2 separate regions of the Homo sapiens genome follow, and region 1 is linked to region 2. The links are chromatin contacts, found by POLR2A ChIA-PET in ENCODE. All regions are on one chromosome and are shown on one strand. Each heading gives the region's core, a stretch centred on a gene start or an enhancer-like site at or near the end of the contact. The rest is flanking DNA. Distances are from core to core; before and after follow the strand shown.

Region 1 (4,606 bases), core at 1,701-4,200, 140 kb before region 2:
ATGGCCTTCTGGCCCACCACACAGCCCTGATGGTGGGGGGCAGGAGAGCCCATGGCCTCCCCTTCCCCCGTGCTCAGGTTTTTGAGGAGGTTCTGAGATCTGTGGAAATCAGTGTCTCCAGAAATGCTCTCTCTCACTGTTAAAAGTCCATAAACAAGATTTTGTAGGTTATCCAAATGAATGCAGACAAATCAAGAGGCTTATTCCAGTTTGGGGGAGCGAACACTGGTAATCGTCTAATAGACATCCCATTTTCTACCAAATTGCCTCTGAAAGCCTCATTTGCATCCGATCCTGCCTGCTTTTCGAAACGGTGTTTTTTTCTTAGAAGCCTCTAGAAGTGAGTTCTCTTTCCTTCCTTTCATCTTCCCTTTGGAAATGTAACTACGTTTTTTTTTTTTCCCCTGAAAGAACTGGAGACTTGGCCAGCCCTCCCTTTCAGACAGAACCTTGGGGACTCAGGGTGGGTACAGAAAGGGGCAGAGATCTTGCTAGCCTTCCTTCCCTTTCAACCTCCCTGCCCTCTGGGTACCTCTCCAGGCTTTTCTAGTAAGGGAGTTATGGGAGTGACTGTACCATTTCTGGCTTCAGAAGCTTCCTCTTTGTTCTGAATATTCGGTGGCTAGCACTCAGGTAATCTTCAAGCATGGGTGTTCACTCATCTGTCTAATAATTAGCTATTGCTTTCTGACCATCTGTTTGCCTGAGAGAGGAACACGCAGGCCTTTCGGGGATGCTGCTCCTCTAAGACTTCACGCATACATTGTTCTCAGGACTCATTGCAGCACTCTGCCCCCAGAGCCTCCATAAAGGCCTGGATCCACATCCCTTTTCTTCTGCACCACAGGCCAGGTCACGTGCCCACTGGTCTCTGCCGCATGGGTACTGTCCCACCACGTTCAACTGCAACCTGTCCTCCAAAGGCCACTAAAATTCAAATCCCTACCCCACCCCTCAAAAAACTTCCTACCTGCAGCAACTTATGAAATTCTTTGACTTTCCCTCCCTAGAAAGGTGTGGTCTATGTCTTTTCTCTCAAGGGCTCCTCTGAAGTCGTTAGAAAGCAGCAGAAGCTACCTGTGAGGCAAGGTCCCAAAGGGACCACATAGTTCTCACCTGATTCTCTTGGAATCCTGGGCTGTGTACCTGGAGGTCACAGTGTGAAGAATCCCAGGCTCATGGAGAGGACATTGCTGTGCTGTGGCTGCAGCCTCAGCTGAAGTGTCCCTGACAAGGAACATTAACTGCTAGACCTGTGAGCGCCTCCCAGTGATTCTAGCCCTCAGAGGCCAAGTCGCCTCCAGCCACCAAATCTTCCTGAGGCCTCAGACGTCACAGAGCAGTCAGGTCATCCCTGCCATGCCCCTCTTCAATCTCAACCCATATAGTTCACAAGCATCATAAAAGGAACCCATTCTTAATTAGCCACTAAGTTTTGGGATGCTTTTTTACAAACCAATAACTGAAATGTCCCTGAGACTCCCCCTTCTCCCATCATTCTCCGTAAGAAGCACTCAGCACTTCTGAATTCAGAGGGCACCCTAAAGACATTAACCTCAATTGGCAGGTTGGCCAGAGTTCTTACAAGAGTCTATTTTAAGTTAGATTAAATGTGCCCAGCTTTGGCACTTTTTTTTTTTTTTGAGGGATATGTGTATTTGTTGGGGGGATCTCACTTAGGAAGGAGTGTTTGCTAACAGAAATGTCTAGCAGCTTTAAACGTTTTGACCCACAGTAAGGGATATATTTTACAGTATCACCCAGCAAACAAACACACGGCACACTTGGAATACATTTCATGAAACAGTAGGTACTACTTGTGAGGTGGCTCAAGCCTGTAATCCCAGCACTTTGGAAGGCTGAGGAAGGAGGATCACTTGAGGTCAGGAGTGTGAGACCAGCCTGGGCAACATAGCAAGATCCTACCTCTAAACAAACAACAAAAAAAGTAATTTAAATAATTAGCTGGGTATGGTGGCAGGTACTTGTAGTTCCAGCCACTTGGGATCATGAGCCTTAGAGTTTAAGGCTGCAATGAGCTGTGATAGTGTCACTGCAACCTAGGCAACAGAGCAAAACCCTATCTCCAAAAAAAAAAAAAAAAAAAAAAGAAAGAAAGAAATCTAATTCTCTCTATTCAATTCTATTTTTTTCCAATGCTTGTTGTGAATCACTAAGTGAAGGTCACAAGTCACAAATGGGTTGCAACCTGCAGATTGAAAAGTACTGCTGTAGGTAGTGAGGTAAAAAAGGGGTTGGAAGGAGGGTGAGGCTGGTTTGGGGACCTGGCTTGGCTGGGCAGAGGCAGGCAGGCACTGTCTGCAGGTCACAGTGCTCTCCCTGCTGGGCATCCCAGCCAGGTGACTTCTAGGCCTCAGGCTGCTCAGGCACCTTGACCTTACTCCACTGAGACAGGCACCTTGACCTTACTCCGCTAAGAATCCCCTGGGCTCTGTGGCTCTGTAAGGCTGGAGAGTGGGCTGGCCAAGTCCTGCCACTTGATCTGCATTGTTCATCCCCAGCTCTAGTCTAAGCTGGAGAATGGAGCCAGCAAACACTCATCTGGCCTTCTCCCAGCCACTGAGAGCAGGCTTCATGTAGAATTGTAAATAAAACCTGCCTGAAAGGCACATTGCAAATCACTTAAGAATTACATTATCCAAGTCCTTCCCCCATGTAATCATGAATTGAAACAGCAGCTCACGGAGGATCTTTAACACTGCAGTCTCTGTTTCTCATGCAAGAAGATGGTTTTGTTTGTAATCTATAGCCCAGCCTCTTCCCTGCATGTGTCTTCCCCGCAAGCATATGGAGGTGATCGCACAGCGCCAAACCCACTTCCTCCTTCTCACGGATCACCTGTAGCTTTGACTCACAGCCCAGACGTGGCCACCTGCAGATGGTGTCTAAAAGGACCTGAGGACAGACGGCTGGCCACATCCCCAGCACACCTGTCACTTAATCACCCCCTCAGAGGTCTGCCAGGTGACTCCGACAGCAGCAGCTGGGACTGCCAATCAGCACTTTGTCTCCCAACCACCGGGCCATCTGCCTGAACTAGTTTGAATTCTTTTTTTTTTGAAACATCTGCAGTAAACAACACCACAGTCATAGAAAGATTCAGTAAAACTGGAGTTCATGCCACACGCATTCTTATTTAGATAACTAGTTATAAAATGAATCACTCGCCCTGAAAGATGGGCCCCAAGAGCACCATACTTCATTAGCCACTGAATAAAAGCTTCTTGAAGGTGATAATTCTTCCCCTGCAGAGGGTGGCCCTGAAGATCAAATTGGTTTCTTTATATTTCTACCGGCTCCCTCCAATTTGTCTAAGAGTCAGTCTATCTTGCCTGTGAAACTAAGGGCCTCACTCCGCATTGACCCAAACCTCATTTCCCCAGGAATATTGGGAGTCAAATGCTAGGGGATGGGGGTTCAGTGCCTGCCCCACATGTTGGATTCTAGATTCTTGGTCTTTGACATGGAGAGCAATAGAGAAATGTAGGGAAGGGACATGAGAAAACATAACAAGGGCACCAGCCAAAGGGAACATTTTTGTTCCCAAATAATATTTAAAAGCATCTGCAAGGCCTTGCAGAGCCATCACATGGTTTCTGGAACCCCAGACCTACTAAGAGTTTTGCTAAATTTAACCAAGATCATTCTCTTCCAAAAAAAAAAAAAAAGTCACTATCGTTCCCCCATAGCCCTGTGAAGACTCCTGACTATGTGTCAAATGGAAACAAATACCTAATAGAGGACTGAATCGTTTCTTGCTAACTAGCCTTTCTTGCTCTGGTTTCCTGGTTAAATCAAAATGATTTAACAAAATAAAGCCCGCAGAAAGAAAGTCACTGGACAACTAAGATATTCAGTGAGTTCATAAAAACTGCTTTGCCTCACAGGTTTTTCCCAATCAGTGATACCTTTTGTGCCCCTTCTTTACTAAAGACACAGTAATGCTTTTTTTTTTTTAATCTTTATACTACCACAAAAGAGAAGTCAGTGTTGCAGTTTTTTTGTTGTTTTTTTTTGGTGTTTTTTTTTTTGTTTTTTTTTTTTGAGACAGAGTCCCACTCTGTTGCCAGAATGGAGTGTAATGGCATGATCTCTGCTCACTGCAACATCTGCCTCCTGGGTTCAAGCGATTCTCCTGCCTCAGCCTCCTGAATAGCTGGGATTACAGGCATGCACCACCACACCCGGCAAATTTTTATAATTTTAGCAGAGTTAGGGTTTCACCAAGTTGACCAGGCTGCTCTTGAACTCTCGACTTTGTGATCCACCCACCTTGGCCTCCCAAAGTGCTGGGATTACAGGAATGAGCCACCATGCCCAGCCTGTAGTTAATTTTTAACATGTCTAAACAGAAGGAATAATTGTAAAGCTGGATTTGGATACCACACAGTGCTTTTGGTTCTAATACCTGGCTTGGGATATGGTGGAACCTCTCCATAAGTAAGGTACACACTTATTGTACCATGGCCAGTAAGTGTGATTAGCATATAAATAAAAGTGTGCAAGTAAACATATTTTCACTTTCTAAAGATGATGTTTCTGACCTAAGAACAGAAACATGTGTTGATAAAGTCAACTGACTACT
Region 2 (4,514 bases), core at 40-2,539:
ACCATCCACAAACCTTTGTTAGGAGGGTTCTGTGGTCACAAGATACAAAGTAGGATGGGAATAACTAGGTGTCATGTTTCGATGGAACCCACAAGCTGTAACAATGCACCTTGGACTCCAATCCCTTTGTAGACAAATATGGGAGGCAGCCTGGAGCAGCCCCATAGGAAGTGGGCATGCTGTGAGAAACTGGAGACAGCACAAGCAGTCCAGCGGTGTTCAAATTCTTTAAAAAACAAGCAGCAAACACTGAGCCAAACAAACAAAACATATCCTGGCCACCACTAGCTCCTAGGCTGCCTTGTTGTGAAAACTGGTTGGTGACTCAGGTTAATGGATAAATGCTTTGTATTCCCTAAGATTTTTAAAAATCACTTCTCTCTTCAGAGCCAGCTAAACCTGTGCTGAAATGGAACCACTTCAGCAATAAGCCTCCACAGAATCATCTGAAGCAAATTAAAGTGTTTCTCTCAAAACAATCCTTTTTCTGGAAGGCATTCAATCAGGGTACTCCTTCAACTCTCTGTTTTCTTTCTGAGTGGTAGCTTTTTGCTATATGGAAAAGATAAGAACAATCTCAGACCTATCCAAAGGCATCTAATTTTCCTGTGACAAAAGTCCCACCATTGTCAAGTGGAGCCGCATCTCAGCAGCCTTTCAACAGGATAATCTGTCCTCCTTCACAGCCATTTACCAAGCGCCTCTTGGCATATTGCCTCAATGATGTTTGAGGGGTTATTTCTACCCAGGTACCTTTATTTTGAGCTGCACATTAGCCTGTCATCAAGACACTGTTACCACAAAAAAATAAAATAAAATAAAGAATTAGTTGCTCACCTTTGGTTTTCTCTTGATCTTTAAAATAAACAATGGGCTTGACACCATTGTGATTTTCCGAGTTTAACTGCTGCTTTAAATCAAATTTCACATCTAATGCTTGTTACGAATGGCCAGGTGGAGCATGAAGAGAAATCGTGTTTGTGATTTGGCCTCCCAAGCTATTTATGTTGGAGAAACAGAAAGCTGCATCCTGGGGGAATACTCTTATGAATGTTATTATGAATAGCATCAGGGCTCCAGCCTAGCATTTTGGCATTTGCCACTAATCACTTATGCGCCACATGTCATCAGAATTAAACATACACATGCTCGCTGCGACATATTAATATGCTGCCATGGCAGAGCAGGGGAATTCCGACAGCCATGGAAGCCAGGAAATGACTAATGGAGGCCTACTTTCCCCTTCTCTCCAGGGCTTGGGCCCTGTGTACCCTCAGGGTATGACAGAAGGGCCTGGAGAATGACTAAAGGATGATGCAGAACTAAGGAAGACCTTCAACTTGAAACAAGGATTGTATACTTTGAGACTTAAGGCATCAGTTGGTAAATTTTTTTCTTTAAAGGGCCAGATAGTAAATATTTTAGGTTTTATGGGACCACATAGTACTGTCGCATATTTTTTTTTCTACAACACTCAAAAAAATGTAAAAAAAAAAAAAAAAAAAAAAAAAGCTTGCTGACATTACAGGTATCATGAGCTATATAGAAACAGGGATTGCCCATACGTAATTTGCTAACCCCTGACCTAAGGGAATCAAGTGGTTGTCTGCCAGTGACCTCAAGCCAGCAGGGCATGTCAAACTTAGGAAAGCAGTGTACTGAGTGACTTGAGCCTGCAGTCTCAGCTACTTGGGAAGCTAAGACAGGAGGATCACTTGAGCCCAGGAGTTCAAGGCCAGCCTGGGCAACATAGCAAGATCTTGTCTCTAAAAACAAACAACAACAACAACAAAACCCCAACAACTTATGAAAGCACTCAGGATCCTCCTATTGGAGTCAGAGCTATGACCTAATTATATATAAGCATGGTTTCTACATGAATGGTTGGACCTTGCGTATCTGTTTCCATCTCTAAGTGACCCATGATCCTTCCAGTCAGGAACTGAAAATACCTGCTTCAGATTAAATGCTGCCTCCTCCAGGAAGGCTTCCAGGATTGCTGCAACACTCCGTCCCTTCCCTGAAACCCCAATGTTTATGGCTGTTGCCAGACTTTTGGCAATACTGTTATGACAACATGACCTCTAAATACTAACCTCTTAGTAACACTTCATGGTTCACCAAACAGTTTCACTAGCCAGGATAATATCACTCAGGCTGCAGGTGCAGCCCCAGAGTTAGGCTCTCAGAGGTCAAGTATGTTGCCCGAGGTCACATTACTAGGAGGAGCCATCTAGCTCCAAAATCTATGCTCCCTACATACAGCACTGGGGGACCTGCCCCTAATTCTCCCTTGACATGTCAGCCTTCCTTCCCTGGTGTCTTGCAATTTCCTTGCAGTCAAGGAACATGTCTAATGCCTCTCTGTAGCCTCCCAGTCAGAGCTGGATACCTACGAGGCCCAGTACATAATGTCTATTCAGTAAATACCTGGGGTTAACTCAGAGCTGAAGCCCATGGAGGCTGGCAGAGAAGACCCCCAAAGACTATTATGACACAAAGTAGAAGAGGAGAGTGGGGCAGCCTCTGCCCGCCAACCCACAGGCCCAGACATGACACGGAGCAGCTGCCTCAGGAGGTAGCACCGTGGGAGCAGAGCCAGGGCCTACACTTCACACATTCTGGTCTCCACGACCCTCCCCAGCCAATCACACACACTCCCTGCATGTCTCTTCTCAAATGCTTCCCCAGGAGCATCTATGAAGGAGTATGGTGTAGTGCTAAGGCTTTCAAAATGTATGTCAGACTTACTCATGATCATAAACTCAGTTTACTGGCTTCAGATTGGCATTTTCGTTAATGAAATGAATAGAAGAGAAAAGATCAAAATGCACTTCACATTCAAAGGTAAGGATGGGTGAATATCGTTCAGTGAAACTTTTGTTTGCTCTGCCTGTGCGGGTGTGTGCACTTGTGCATGTGTGTGTATTGTCTTGCTATATCAAAGTTTAAGCAACTCTAACACAGTGGTTAATACTGCAAGCTCTGTAGCCAACCTGCCTGGGTCAGATACACCTCAGGTTCTTAATTGCTGTGTTACCTGAGGCAAGTTCCTTAAACTCTCCGTGTTTCAATTTGCTTATCTCTAAAATAGGATAATTAACTGCACCTGCCTCATAGGGCCTTGGGAGAATTCAATGAATGAGCATACAAAAAGATCTTAGAACACCTGGCACATAGCAAGTAAATTTTTTAAAACGTTAGTTAATATGATTAATACAATGATCCACATAACCACGCTGCGGGATGAGGAGACACACTGCTGTTATCTGATTTGATTGATGGAAACTGAGGCAGAGAGAGATGGACCGAGCAGAAGCACCAAGCCAGCACCAGCCTCTTCTGTCCCCACAAGTCGGCAAGCACCATGCCACATCACTGAAATTCCTTCAAGCCGGGGGGCTCTTTACTAAGCTGAATATAATCACAAATACTACCCACCTCTGATATTTCCCATCTCTGTGATGAGGATGGATGATACATTGTAAAGTGCTGAGAGCACCTCACAGACAAGTGTGATATAAATTCCAAATGTCATTTTAACGTTCTCATTATTATTATTAAAATGGCCAAAATGCGGAGAACATGACTCCAGCAGCCTCGAGTTTTAATGGGCCTCAAAAATATGAATTCTGGGGACAATTGGTTACCATGGTGCCTACATCTCAGATGGACTAGCATGACATAAGTAATGTCTAAACAATCAACTGTTTACTTCACAGTGAAAGTCATTTTTCCCTCCCTGGGGCAGAGTTTGTTTTGGAAATAAAGCTGAGCTTGATGACACTCTTCCAAAAATTCATTTTGATATATCGATTGCCTTGGCCAATAATGCCTTGGCCTTACAGGTGCGTGAAGAAGGCATCAACGTGGTAATTTGTCAAAAGCTCCCGCCTAGAATGGGCTGCCAGGGCCTGGAGCTGCTGCTCTTGCTCTTCCAGTAACTTCTCACAGGACAAAGGTCAAAGGCAAACAATTTCAAAAGCTTAGGGACTCGGGGGGCCTCAGGGCCTAAAGCTCTCTTTCTGGAATGAGCACACAGCTGGGGCCACCTGAGAGTCTTTCAGAGGCTCCTTATAGCCATCAGGAATTGCCCTTCCTGGGCTGACACTTTTGCTTTCTGAAAACGAACTTAAAACATTTTTCTATTGTATCAGACATTGACATACAATGGAATGAAAAGCAAATGTCCATGCATCTTTACTATATAATCTTCACACTCTTTCTATTCCTTGGAGTGCTTAAGTCTGGAACCCATATCCCCTTCATGTCTTATGTCTATGGGGACTTTTGAGACAAACTCCTCAAGTTTACCACTTCAAGCTTTACACGAGAAAATATGTGGAGATTTGCTCAAAATGTTACAAGTCTGTGGCCTGGCAATGACTAGAACCAAGTTCTCTTGAGTCCTCAACCAAAATTCTTTCTGTAATATCACAAGGTCACTATAGGCAACTACAGTTGACCCTTGAACAGTGCAGGCATTCAGGGTCTAACACACCCTTCCCTGCACA

Evidence for each region. ChIA-PET counts read pairs that join two places held with the same protein, here RNA polymerase II (POLR2A).
Region 1: POLR2A ChIA-PET joins it to region 2 with 11 read pairs in PC-9. The contact joins two enhancer-like sites. POLR2A ChIA-PET finds 5 or more read pairs at or near these places in 2 of 52 experiments (PC-9 and activated T-cell).

Annotation. Positions count from the first base shown.
Region 1 is chr2:132,580,420-132,585,025 of GRCh38, reverse strand. All of the region lies in intron 1 of GPR39 (G protein-coupled receptor 39), which reads right to left. Among named protein-coding and RNA genes, the nearest start is that of LYPD1, 87 kb to the left of the region's middle. Within about 2 kb of position 2,950, at least 3 of the 41 ENCODE cell types and tissues checked have a DNase peak (open chromatin) inside an H3K27ac peak, as active enhancers do.
Region 2 is chr2:132,435,571-132,440,084 of GRCh38, reverse strand. All of the region lies in intron 1 of GPR39 (G protein-coupled receptor 39), which reads right to left. Among named protein-coding and RNA genes, the nearest start is that of MIR9986, 4.1 kb to the right of the region's middle. RefSeq lists an enhancer at 1,095-1,389. Within about 2 kb of position 1,289, at least 7 of the 41 ENCODE cell types and tissues checked have a DNase peak (open chromatin) inside an H3K27ac peak, as active enhancers do.